Regions from separate parts of the Homo sapiens genome. Here all the other regions are linked to region 1. The links are chromatin contacts, found by Hi-C or POLR2A ChIA-PET in ENCODE. All regions are on one chromosome and are shown on one strand. The core of a region is the stretch at or near the end of the contact, and the rest is flanking DNA. Distances in the headings are between cores, read along the strand shown. Region 1 has its middle 19 kb from the start of CLDN4. Region 2 has its middle 49 kb from the start of ELN. Region 3 holds the start of VPS37D (VPS37D subunit of ESCRT-I).

Region 1 (4,382 bases), core at 1,230-3,729:
CTATTCTGGAGGCTGAGGAGGGAGGATCACTCCGGCCCAGAAGTTTTTGGGGTTTTTTATTTTTGTTTTTGAGATGGAGTCTCACTCTGTCACCCAGGCTGGGGTACAGGGGTGCGATCTCAGCTCACTGCAACCTCCTCCTCCCAGTTTCAAGCAATTCTCCAGACTCAACCTCCCAAGTAGCTGGGATTACAGGCACATGCCACCAAGCCCAGCTAATTTTTGTATGTTTAGTAGAGACAAGGTTTCACCATGTTGGCCAGGCTGGTCTCGAACCCCTGACCTCAGGTGATCCACCTGCCTCAGCCTCCCAAAGTGCTGGGATTACAGGCATGAGCCACCGTGCCTGGCCCAAGCCCAGAAGCTTGAAGCTGCAGTGAGCCATGACTGGGCCACTGCACTCCAGCCTGGGTGACAGAGTAAGCCCCTGTTTCTTAACAAAAAGAGAAATTCCAAACCCTTTATCCCTATTCCATATATTTCATATATCCCTAAGTGATTAATCTTTCTGTCATGATGGATTTGCCTATTCTGGACATTTCAAAGTAGGCATGGAATCATAGGTCTATGAAATGTCCAGAATCATGGAATCAATAATCACATATTATAGAGGCTTTGTGTCTGGTTTCTTTCACTTAGCATAATGTGTAACCAGGGTGTGTAACCATAACAAGCATCAAGTCTACCCAAGTTTGTTTCCAAGACATTACTGAGCCCCAAACTCACTTATGCTAGGGAGGAACTCAGAAACCCATAGGGCAGTTCTCCAAGGGCTTCTGGTCAGGCCATGGACATTCAGGAGGTGGTCAGAGCTGCCTGAGATGACGCAGGGCTGTGATAAGGGTGTGGAGACACAGCAAGGTAGTGGAAATTCAGGGTTCCTAGGTCCAGCATGTCCAAAAAAAAAAAAAAAAAAAAAAACCACAGCCTGCTAAAACAAAAATATCAACATTCTCCATAGAATTGTATAAAGATCCAGATTCCTATATCCTAATATTTAAAATATCTTGGAGACACTCCAAAATTACTCAGCATACAAAGAGCCGGGAGAATTTCAACTCACAGGAGAAAAGACTATCAACAGTGGTCAATGTTGAGATGACAAAACATTGGAAATATCAGATCAAGACTTTAAAGCAATTATTATCAAAATGTTGCAAGAAAGGCCAACACTCTTGAAATCAATGGAAATATAGAAAGTCTTTGCAAAGAAGAGAAGATGTAAAGAAGAGCCAAACAATTTTTTGTTTTCTTTTGAGACAGGGTCTCCCTCTGTCACCCAGGCTGGAGTACAGTGGCATGATCATAGTTCACTACAGCCTCGACCTCCCAGGTTCAAGTGATCCTCTCACGTCAGCCTCCAGAGTAGCCAAGACTACAGACATGAGCCACCACACTGTCAATATTTTATTTTTTTGTAGAAATGAGGTCTCGCTATGTTGCCCAGGCTGGTCTCAAACTCCTGGTCTCAAGAGATCCTCCCGCCTCGGCCTCCCAAAGTGCTGGGACTACAGGCATGAGCCACTGCACCCAGCCCCAAACAGAAATTTTACATGTCTGTAATTCTAGCACTTTGGGAGGCAAAGGCAGGAAGATCTCTTGAGTCCAGCAGTTCAAGACCTGCCTGGGTGACAAAGCAAGACCCCATATCTACAAAAAAATTAAAAATTAGCCAGGCATGGTGGCTTGTGCCTGTGGTCCCAGCTACTCGGGAAGCTGAGATGGGAGGATTGTTTGAGCCCAGAAGGAGGCTGCAGTGAGCCATGACTGCACCACTGCATTCCAGCCTGGGTGACAGAACAAGACCCTGTATAAAAAATAAATAAATAAATGAAAATAAAAAAATTTAAATAAAGTTTAGAACTGAACAATATAATAACCGCAATGATAAAACAAAGCCAGGCTGGGCACGGTGGCTCAAGTCTGTAATCCCAGCACTTTGGAGGCCAAGGCAGGTGGATCACCTGACGTTAGGAGTTCAAGATCAGCCTAGCCAACATGGTGAAACCTCGTCTCTACTAAAAATACAAAAATTAGCCGGGCGTGGTGGTGGGTGCCTGTAATCCCAGCTACTCAGGAGGCTGAAGCAGGAGAATCGCTTGAACCAGGGAGGCAGAGGTTGCAGTGAGCTGAGGTCGCACCACTGCACTCCAGCCTGGACGACAGAGTGAGATTCCCTCTAAAATAATAATAATAATACAACAAAACCTTGAATGAGCTCAAAAGTAGAATAGAGATAATGAAGTCAGTGAACTTGACGTAGATGGGGAAAAAAGCAAAAAACCAAAAAGTCAGTCAAATGGTAGCTAATTCCTATTCTAAGCAATGCACCCAACCATAAATCCCTGTCCAGAAGGAGCAGGGACCTCCAGCAAGTAGGCAGCGTCCCTGGCCATGGTTCTGGCAAACGCTGTGTGTCAATGCTCTCCTCAAGGCTGGGCCAGCCCACGGCCGCGGTGACTCTCCCTAGAGTCGCCCTCGCCTGTTTGCTTGTGGGAACTGCAGCATCCAGGGTGTCCCACACCCGTTGATGGGAATTTTGAAAATCGCACCTGTGCTAGTGGCAGGTGGAGGGGTAGAGAGGGAGAATTGTAACCGGCTGCCCCAAACACCCCCAAATTGGCTGTTTTAATGGTGAGCCAGAGGTAGGATTTGGAAATTCTTCTTCTTTTTTTTAATGAGACGGAGTCTTGCTCTGTCATCCAGGCTGGAGTGCAGTGGCAAGCTCTCAGTTCACTGCAGCCTCTGCCTCCTGGGTGCAAGTGATTCTCCTGCCTCAGCCTCCCGAGTAGCTGGGATTACAGGCACACGCCACCACACCTGGCTAATTTTTGTATTTTTAGTAGAGATGGGGTTTCACCATGTTGGCCAGGCTGGTCTGGAACTTCTGATCTCAGGTGATCCCCTCGCCTCAGCCTCCTATAATCCCAGGCGGGAGCCACCGCACCTGTCTGTTTGCAAATTCTTTTGACAAGTTGCTCATCATGGTGAAAAGTAAAAGTTGCCCAGTGCTCTGTATATGGCTAAGGCTGTGGGTCTATCCTTCCCAGGGTCTGGCTGGGAAGGTGATGGCTGCCTGATTCCTGGACTGGGCACGGTGCCCCCTTGGGTGTTTGCGGACGGCACAGCAAGTGTGGCCAAGGCTCTGGGAGAGGCTGAAGAGGTGGCCACCCAGGGGCAGGACTGCCAGGTCCCTGGGAAGGTCAAAAGGCAAGAGGGTAACCCACCCTTGGGGGAGCAGCTATGGCCCCAGGAGTAGGGGAGGATCCCCAGTGGAGGCAGGTGTCACTGCAGCCCTGGGCTAATGGGCTCTGGAAGGTGGGGAGGGGGGTGGGGGCGAGAAAGAAGGGGAGGAGGAGGAGAGGCGGGAGCTGTTCTGAGCCCCTGGGGTGATGTGATTGGCATTGCGGCCCCTTCCTCCTCCCCTCCCCATCACCCTCTCAGCCCCAACCACCCCACCAGGGCCTGGGAGGATGGCAGAAACCCCAGCCACATGTTCATAATGGAATAGAGAGCCAGCCAGGCCAAGACAAGCTGGCAGACCCCAGACATGCCCTGCCCCCACCCTGAGCCCCTTCCCCTCTCTTAGCCGCCTCGCCAAGCCAGGCCCTCCCACCCCAGGGAGCGAGAGGGCAGGGAAGTGACAGGACAGAAGGGTAGGGGACTTTAAGAGGGAGGGGCAGTGGAGGGAGGGGGTGCGGGGGAACTGGGAGGGGAAGGGTCTCCAGGAGAAGAGGAGCTTCAGATAGGGGAGGGGGCTCTTGGAGAGGAATGGGGCTCAGGGAAGAAAGGGGAGCTTACAGAGGGGAGTCTGGGAGTGGAGGGGGCCTGGGGCATAGTCCTGCAGGGGAAGGGGCTCCTGGTGGGCAGAGGGGCTTAAGATATAAACCAGATGTGGCCAGGCGCGGTGGCTAATGCCTGTAATCCCAGAACTTTGGGAGGCCAAGGTGGGCGGATCACTTGAGGTCAGGAGTTCGAGACCAGCCTGGCCAAAATGGTGAAAACCCATCTCTGTTAAAAATACAAAAATTAGCCAGGGCATGGTGGTGCATGCCTGTAGTCCCAGCTACTCAGGAGGCTGAGGCAGGAGAATCACTTGAACCTGGGAGGCAGAGGTTGAACTAAGCCAAGATTATGCCACTGCACCCCAACCTGGGCGACAGAGCTCGACACTGTGTCAAAAAAAAAATATATATATATATATATATATGTATGTGTGTGTGTATATATATATATATATATGTGTGTATGTGTGTATATATATATATGTATGTGTATGTGTGTGTGTATATATATATATATGTATGTGTATATATATATATGTATAAACCAGATGAGACCAGGAACAGAACAGCCCCCAAGGGTGGGCTCTGGTTTCTGGC
Region 2 (4,382 bases), core at 1,183-3,682, 170 kb before region 1:
AACCCCCGGTCATGAAGGAGAGTTCCAGGTTTTCCCCATTTTTAAATTGGGTTGTTTTTCTTCCTAGCATTGAGTTGTCTAAATACAACTGAAAAAAACATTTCAGTCTGTGGTGCATCTCTTTATCATTTTTTCCTTCCTTCCTTCCCTCCTCCCTTCTTTCCTTCCTTCCTCCCTCCCTTTCCTCCCTCCCTCTCCTTCCTTTCTTTCTTCCTTCCTTCACTCCCTCCCTCCTTTGTTCCTTCCTTCCTTCCTTTCTTCCTTCCTTCACTCCCTCCCTCCTTTGTTCCTTTCTTCCTTCCATCTTTCCTTCCTTCTTTTCTTCTTCCTTTTCTTTCTCTCTCCTCTTTTCTTTCTTTCAACAGGGTATCACACGGTTACCTAGGCTGGAGTACAGTGGTGCAATCACAGCTCACTGCAGCCTCGAACTCCTGGTCTCAAGGTATCCTCCTGCCTCAGCCTCCCAAGTAGTTAGGACTACAGGCACACACCACTGTACCTAGCTACTTAAAAAAAGTTTTTTTTTTCTAGAGACAGGGTCTCACTAAGTTGCCCAGGCTGGCCTCAAACTCCTGGCCTCAAGTGATCCTCCCACCTTGGCCTCCCAAAGTGCTGGGATTACAGGTGTGAGCCACCATGCCTGGCCTTTATCATTTTCTAAATAGTGTCTTTGAAGAGCTAAAGTTTTTTGTTTGGGTAAAGTTCAATTTGTGTGTGTGTGTGTGTGTGTGTGTGTGTGTGTGTGTGTATTTTGTATTCTTTGTGCTTTTTGTATTGTATTTCCAAAGTATTTACCAAGCCCAAAGTAACTAAAATTCTTTTTCCCCTGAGTTTTCTTCTGGAAATGTTTTATCATTTTAGCTTTTACAAATAGTTACGTGACCTATTTAGAATTAATTTTGGTGTATGGCGTATGGTAGGGGAAAGCTTCTTCCCCAGTCGGCTTTCCTCATTGAAGAATGGTTTGCTATGACTCCATTTTTTTTTTTTTTTTGAGACAGGGTCTTGCTCTATTGCCCAAGCTGGAGTGCAGTGGGTGATCTCGGCTCACTGAAACCTCTACCTCCTGGGTTCAAGCAATTATCATGCCTCAGCCTCCCAAGTAGCTGGGATTACGGGCATGAACCAGCATGCCCAGCTAATTTTTGTATTTTTAGTAGAGACAGGCTTTCACCATGTTGGACAGGCTGGTCTCGAACTCCTGACCTCAAGTGATTCACCTGCTTCGGCCTCCCAAAGTGCTGGGATTACAGGCTGAGCCACCGCGCCCAGCCTACAACTCAAATCTAATCCTGTCATCCCCTGCTTACACTGTTGTCCCCAGGCAAACCTCAGCCCCTCTGGCCCAGCTTTGTAGATGACAACTGGCCAAAGTCCATGTCTCCAGCTTTCATCTCCCTGTTCTGTGGACACTAAAACCCATTTGCCAAACATATCAAACGTCTCTTTCGCCTGAGGGCTTTCCTTATGCTGCTGGTTCTGTCTGGAAGTACCACTCATCATCCATCTTTTCTGTCACTACAACCTTTTTTTTTTTTTGGAAACAGTGTCTCACTCTGTTGCCCAGGCTTGAGTGCAGTGGCGCGGTATCTTGGCTCACTGCAACCTCCGTGTACTGGGTTCAAGCGATCCTCCTGTCTCAGCCTTCTGAGTAGCTGGGATTATAGGCAGTCACTACCACACCTGGCTAATTTTTGTATTTTTAGTAGAGACGAGGTTTTACCATGTTGGCCAGGCTGGTCTTGAACTCCCGACCTCAGGTGATCCGCCTGCCTCGGCCTCCCAAAGTCCTGGGATTTCTACAAGTGAGCCACACGCCTGCTATACAACCTTTGGGGTTTGTTATAGGTCCTTCAGGGGTTAACTTAGAAGCTGTCCCCTCTTCCCACCCCAAGAGCCTTGGATAGGGCTGATGGTTCCTCCAAGCCCCAAGTCCTGCTGAACACTACTGAACACTGGATTTATTTATTTATTCATTTATTTAATTTGAAGGCAAAGTCTTGCTCTGTCGCCCAGGCTTGAGTGCAGTGGCATGATCCTGGCTCACCGCAACCTCCGCCTCCTGGGTTCAAGCGATTCTCCTGCCTCAGCCTCCCGCGTAGCTGGGACTACAAGCACTACCATGCCCAGCTAATTTTTTGTATTTTTAGTAGAAACGGGGTCTCACCATGTTGCCCAGGCTGGTCTCAAACTCCTGAGCTCAGGCAATCCACCCGTCTCGGCCTCCCAAGGAGCTGGGATTACAGGTGTGCGCCACGGTGACCCTGAACACTGGACTTAGAATGCTCTAGTATTGCCTGCCTGCTTCTGCCTCTTGACTGGGCTTCCTCCAGGCAAAGGCAGGTGTTCCTTCATTCTGAATGTCAATCAACATATTTAACCACCTGCACCACCCTTCCAGGCCATACCAGCTAATAACCAGCCCCGCCACTTGGTGGCAGCATGCAGCATGACGCAGATGAGGCTGGGGCCTGGCTGTGGAGTGAACGACCTTTGCACACCTTGCCCTGCATCAACCGCATGGCTGTTTCCCTTGGGAGCTCTTAGTGGGAGGAGGAGCTAAGGCTGGGAAGGGAAGCAGAAGCTGAGGTTTTGGCAACACAGATTCAGGAAGTTGGGGAGAAATGAGCCCAGAAGCTCAGAATGGGTGGGGTGCAGGGCCTGAGTTGGGACACAGAAGGCTAGCCCCAGGTCAGGGTTTGTGCCCCCATAAGGAGCTCCCACATGAGGCCCCGGGACCCGCCAGCAGCAGCAGGTCTTTTGCACCATCTCCCCAACGCTGTTTAGGCAAGGGGTGAACCTGAGGTCACCCAAAGCCTCCAGCCGCTCTCCCAAACAGCCGCCTACCACGGGGGACCCAGGAGGCCAAGTCAATAACCCGAAATCATAAAATCTCAAAGGCGTCGAGCATTTGGAAGGAGGAGCAGACGCAGCAAATGGGGCCTTTTCCCAGGCAGCTCGTGTGGAACAAGAGAAACAGATTTACGAGCGTCTGGTTGAAGCCAGGTTGGGGGGCGGGGTGGGGATGGGGGGTTTGGTGGAGACGCAGAACGTTTCTAGTGCACAGGAAGGATGATAAATGGGAATGAGCTGCACGGGCTCCATGGCTGTGGTTTAAGATGCGTGAAATGCAGGCTCTCTCTTTCGTGTGCTTTGTTACAGATTTGGAAGAACATAAATGTATGTATCAGTGTTTCATGGACTCTCCCAAGACCTGCAAACTCCGGTCCTCCTTCCTCTGAAAGGTGGGCCATCTGAGAGCGATGTTGGACATGGGTGTGTACCGGGGAGCACGGGCTGGTTGCCCATCCTTGGCCCTGAACTTGGACTCCCAGATGTAGCCACATGGCCCAGACCTCCCCCCGACCCGGCGGCACGGCGGCTTGAGAAAGGCCTGCCTCTGAGTCACAGGCAAGGCTCTAACGCTGTCTGTGGACTCTGGACTGAGACCCACAGGCTTGAAGGGGAAAGGGCACCCAGTTTACAGTCATGTTCATGCACACGCACACCTGCACACGCACACACCTGCACATGCATGCCTGACCACACATGCCTCCACATGTACACCTGCACGCACATGCCTGCACACACGCTTGCAAACGCACACCTGCACACACAATCTGCACACGCACACCTGCACACACATGCCTGCACACACACGCTTGCAAACGCACACCTGCACACACAATCTGCACACGCACACCTGCACACACATGCCTACACACACTTGCACACGCATGCCTGCACACACACTTGCACACACATTTGCACACGCACGCCTGCACACACATGCCTGAACACACACACCTGCACACTTAAACTCTTCCTGGTGCCAGATTTTGTCACAGGGAAGAACAAGGAGCCAGGTTCTCTAGAACCATCCCTCCCTCCAGCCTGTCTCTTGAGGATCAGTTGATTTATGGGGTCAGGGTCTCCTGACCCATTGGGAAACCTCCCTGCCTGTCTGTACCTTCCAGCACAGTCCAGGAGATCTGTGGGGTTGATGTCAGCTGCTCAGACACCCTCAGCTGGTATGAGACAGGTGGAAGTTTCTCAGGTCTGCAGCAGCCAGGTGGGGGGAACAGGGAGAGAGGATAATCCAGCCTGATCACCCCAGGCTCTGAAGGTCTCTCGGGGGAGGCCCCTGCCGGCTCAGATCTGTGGAAATGGGTTAGAAAGGGTCAGAAAGCCCCGGAGATGGTTGCCCCATGTCCACGTCCTGGGTGCCATGTCCTTGGGGCAACACTTCTCCCTTTTCAGCCACTACTGTCCCACCTGCCCTTTCTTCAGCCAGCCCCAGAGGGCCCGGGGCTGTTCTCCAGTGTGCAGATTCCAGGGACTGGTGCAAGGTGGGGTGCCCTGGGGGGCCACAGGGGTACAGA
Region 3 (4,382 bases), core at 861-3,360, 140 kb after region 1:
ATATTTCCCTTTCCCCTGGTCTAGAGCCTCAGTTTCCTCATCTGTACCGTGCCCATGTGACCGCTTTGTGGATCCGGCCCCTACCAAGTTTCTGCTCCTCGTCCTAGTACAAAAGAGACAGGGGAGGCTTTGTCCCCCTCAGCATCTCAGGGGGACCCTGCGTATTGGGTCCCCTTTCTCCCACCCAACCCTCCCCACTTCCTCTCACTTCCTCAACTCTACTGCCCAGCAAGCCAGGAGCAGGTCCGCCCAACTCCCATCCATCAGAGCCTGGCACTTCCCAAGGCCAACCCACCGGATGGCCAACTGCCCCCACCAGCCCCAGGGGGTTCTCCCAGACGTGCCCTCACCCAGTCGCTGCAGCTTGTCCGCGCAGTTCTCGGCCACCTCACGAAGCTCCTGGTATTTGATGGCCAGGGCAGCCCGGCCCATCTCCAGGCGGGGCCGCAGGGCCAGGTTCTCCTTGGCCAGCGCGTAGTTGGAGGCCAGGCAGGCCTCACGCTCCAGCTGCAGGCCCTGGAACTGCGGGCAGAGAGGAGCTAAGAGGCCCGCTCAGGGGATCTGCCCTGTCCACCCTACTGCCCCGTCCACCCTACTGGGCGACCGTGCCTGAGGGCCAGGCCAAAGGCACCTGTCAGGCACCCCTTCAGGGTGGTGAACCCAACAGGTGAAGGGACGATGACAGGCCGGGACCAGAACTGGCTCTGCCCTGAGCTCCCTCTCTGGCCTCAGTTTCCTCTTTTACAAATCGAGTTAAAAAACATCCACCTTATGGGGTTGTTGAGAGACTTAAGTGAGGAAAACTATAAAGGCCTCTACAAATGTTAGTTAATTTTTAATTTTTCAATTAATATGTCTGCTCAGGTCCCGGAGGAGTGCCCCTCCCTCCTCTGCCCCATTTTCCATGCATGGACAGCTTCCCTCTCACTCCAGGCCTTTGTCTGTTTCCTCCTCAGGTGTTTGCACCGAAAACACTCCCACCCCCTGCTCATCCTCTCCAGAGGGGTGTCTGCACCCCGTCCCCTCACAGCACCCCCTCGGGTCACCCTCTCTTCCCTTCCCACCCCTTCCTCTGCCTCCAGTGGAATCCTCACACCCCAAGGAATACACACCCCCTTTTCCTCCCTGCTCCGGGCTTACAGCAGCCCCGGCCCTGGAGAAGGCTTTTTCCTTGTCTCTAGCAGGGCCCAACCTCCCCTCCCTGCCCCTGGAGAACGCACTCCCCTCCATCTGTCCCTTGTGGGATGCACAAGCCCCTCCTCGCCTGCCTGCTTTCAACACACACTTGCCCTTTCTGCCCCCCACAGACAACCAGCCCGGGCCTATCTCCCGTGAAATATACAACTTTCTCTTACGGTGGCCTATGCAATACACACGGCAGCTTCCAGCACCCCTCCCCAACGCCAGGCACAAAGCCCCCTCTTGCGCCCCCAGAATGCGTGAACCCCCAACGGCCCCTCCAGGTGTCAGACAGGCCCCTAGTTCTCCCAGTGGAAGGCGCCTCCTCTTTCTGGCCCTTACAGAACGTGGGTGTGCGAGCCAGGGCCCCCCACAACACAGCCCCCCGGAACACACCTCCCCGGAGCATCCGCTGTAGGACACGCCTCGCGGCCATCCTGGGGGTGCACAGGCGCCCCCCTCGGGTCCCCGGCGCCCCACCCGCCCCAGGCCAGCTCCAAGCGCCCCCTCCCCCGGGGGTGGCTCCGCGGGGCCCACTCGTACGTGCCAGGCTCCGCGCCCACGGGCGGCCCCGCGGCCCGGCCCGCGCGGCCCTTCCCTCGAGCGGCAGGTCCCGCAGGCCGCTGCCCGTCCCCCGCGCCCCCCGCTCGAGCCCCCCGCGCTACCTTCCTGCTGAGCCGCACGATCCGGTCCAGCTTGGGCTCATCCTGAAGCAGGTCCCGGAGCTGCCCGGTGCTGAGGATCCCAAAGCGCCCCGGGCTGCCGGGCTCCGGCCCCGCCCGCGCCGCCCGGGCCCGGTACATGCCGCCCGCCCGCGCCCCCAGCTCGGCTGCTGGCTCGGCCCGCTCGGCCCGCTCCGCCCCGGCTCCGCTCCGCTCCGCTCCGCTCCGGCTCCAGGATCCGCTCCGGCTCCGGCCGCACGCACCGCTCCGCCGCCAGGGGGCGCCCCTCCCGCTCTTAAAGGAGCCGCGGCGCCGGGGCTGGGGGTGGGGCAGGGAGGAGGCGGGCCGCACCCCTCCCCGCCCCGGCCGCGCCGCGCCGCCTCCAGCACCCCAGGATCGCCCAGCAACCCGATCTCCCCGCCCCTCCCGGAATCTGAGCCGCCCTGCTCTGCGCCCCAGCACCGGCCCTGGCTCACCACGCCCCCAGGCACGGACTCTCCCACCCCGGGCGGTTACAATTTGCAGAGCCCGTGCACGTTTTCCCCTCGGATGGCAACAACAAATTTCTGACTTTGGCCGGGCGCCGAGGGCTCCTGCCTTGCAGCCCTCCCCAAGCCTCAGTTTTCTCTTCTGTAAAATGGGGTTGGAGATGGTGAGCGCTGACTTGCTGGCCGGGCGCGGTGGCTCTCTCCTGTAATTCCAGCGATTTGGGAGACCGAGAAGGGAGGATCGCTTGAGGCCAGGAGTTTGAGACCAGCCTGGGCAACATAACAAGACCCCCGTCTCTATTTAAAAAAATTTAAAAATTGTCAAAAGGGTGAAAAGAGGCCGGGCGCGGTGGCTCACGCCTGTAATCCCAGCACTTTGGGAGGCCGAGGCGGGCGGATCACGAGGTCAGGAGATCGAGACCATCCTGGCTAACATGGTGAAACCCCGTCTCTACTAAAAATACAAAAAAAATTAGCCGGGCGTGGTGGCGGGCGCCTGTAGTCCCAGCTACTCGCGAGGCTGAGGCAGGAGAATGGCGTGAACCCGGGAGGCGGAGCTTGCAGTGAGCGGAGATCGCGCCACTGCACTCCAGGCTGGGTGACAGAGCGAGACTCCGTCTCAAAAAAAAAAAAAAAAAGAGTGAAAAGAACAATTTTTAAAAGTATTTAAATGCTTTTAAAAAGTATCCGGACATGGTGGCATGCGTCTGTAGTCCTAGCTACTCAGGAGGCAGAGGTGGGAGATTGCTTGAGCTCAGTTTTGAGACCAGCCTGGGCAACACAGCAAGACCCCATCTCTATAAAAGTAAAATTAAAATGCTGAGGGATAGTGATATGGCTAGCAATGTTATAATGAATACACATAGTAGGTCAATACCCACTTGTTATTTTAGACATGCAGAAGCATCACAGAGGCCGGGCACGGTAGCCCATGCCTGTAATCCCAGCACTTTGGGAGTCCAAGGTGGGTGAATCATTTGAGGTCAGAAGTTTGAGACCAACCTGACCAACAAAAATTAGCCGGGCGTGGTGGTGGGCGCCTGTAATTCCAGCTACTCAGGTGGCTGAGGCAGGAGAATCGCTTGAACCTGGGAGGCGGAGGTTGTAGTGAGCCGAGATAGCACCACTCCACTCCAGCCTGGGCGACAGAGACTCCGTGCTCCGTCTCAAACAAAGAAAAAAAAGAAAAAAAAGAGATGATGTCGCCTCCCCAAAGTCACATTACAGGTAAATGATACAGTCCCGTTTCTTCTCATTTGTACAGTGTCCACAGAGCATACGATGCCGCTCTGCGCTGAACACTGGGTTAGGCCCTGTGGGGACACTGTCCCTGCCCTCAGGGAGTTCATGGATTAAGGCAGAGTCCCATTCCCACTCAACTAATTCTAGTATAAGACAAATGGCAGGTGTCACCTCATGATGGCTTTGTGATTCCCATGTGATCCCCGATATGTCCTGTACCTTGTCTTTACAAATAGGTTAAGCCATTGTCCCCATCTCAGGAAATAGACACTCAGAAATTAAGTCAGACAATGAGTGACCCAGCCTGGGCAACACAATGAGACCCCCATCTCTGCCAAACATAAAAAATAAAGTAGCCGGCCGTGGTGGTTCGTGCCTGTAGCCCCAGCTGCTCAGGAGGCTGAGGTGGGAGGATCACTTGAGCCCAGGAGGTTGAGGCTGCAGTGACCTATGATTTTGCCACTGTACTCCAGCCTGGGAAATGGAGCAAGACCCCGTCTCAAAAAACAACAACGACAACTGAGCTTGTTCCACCTTAATACACTGCTACAAAAGTACAAAGAGCAATTAGGAAGGCTTACCAGAGGAGGTGGCATTTGAGCTGGGTTTCAGAGGTTGAATAGGAGTTCTCAAGTTGAAGGAGAAAATGATGAAAGCAAACAGAAATCCATAAGCCAAGGCATAGGGGCGGGAAGAGCTGAGCAAGGACTCTCCCTATCCAGCCATAGCATGGTGGGCAGGCATGGTGCCAATGTCTGGGAGAAGCGGCAGGACAGCCTTGTTGACAGACCATAAAAGTAACACTTCTACT

The links. Hi-C counts contacts between places; a loop is a spot of excess contacts on that map. ChIA-PET counts read pairs that join two places held with the same protein, here RNA polymerase II (POLR2A). Pooled maps may share reads with other maps.
Region 2: a pooled map shows a loop between it and region 1 (4-fold over the local background). The contact joins two enhancer-like sites. A Hi-C loop is called at or near these places in 2 of 50 pooled maps. POLR2A ChIA-PET finds 5 or more read pairs at or near these places in 3 of 52 experiments (MCF 10A, Panc1 and activated CD4-positive, alpha-beta T cell).
Region 3: a loop to region 1 is called in a pooled map, with 2.6 times the contacts of the local background. The contact joins the promoter of VPS37D here to the enhancer-like site in region 1. A Hi-C loop is called at or near these places in 1 of 50 pooled maps. POLR2A ChIA-PET finds 5 or more read pairs at or near these places in 5 of 52 experiments (Caco-2, HEK293, WTC11 and 2 more).

The regions. Positions count from the first base shown.
Region 1 is chr7:73,809,982-73,814,363 of GRCh38, reverse strand. No RefSeq gene overlaps it. Among named protein-coding and RNA genes, the nearest start is that of CLDN4, 19 kb to the left of the region's middle. RefSeq lists a silencer at 2,368-2,477. Within about 2 kb of position 2,479, at least 2 of the 41 ENCODE cell types and tissues checked have a DNase peak (open chromatin) inside an H3K27ac peak, as active enhancers do.
Region 2 is chr7:73,977,366-73,981,747 of GRCh38, reverse strand. No RefSeq gene overlaps it. Among named protein-coding and RNA genes, the nearest start is that of ELN, 49 kb to the left of the region's middle. RefSeq lists an enhancer at 2,335-2,629. Within about 2 kb of position 2,432, at least 5 of the 41 ENCODE cell types and tissues checked have a DNase peak (open chromatin) inside an H3K27ac peak, as active enhancers do.
Region 3 is chr7:73,665,559-73,669,940 of GRCh38, reverse strand. It overlaps VPS37D (VPS37D subunit of ESCRT-I), which reads right to left and starts at 2,110. Exons shown (of 4, transcript NM_001077621.2): 1 at 1,845-2,110; 2 at 351-522. The coding sequence starts at 1,982. RefSeq lists an enhancer at 953-1,948 and silencers at 1,930-2,229, 2,340-2,439, 2,450-2,499.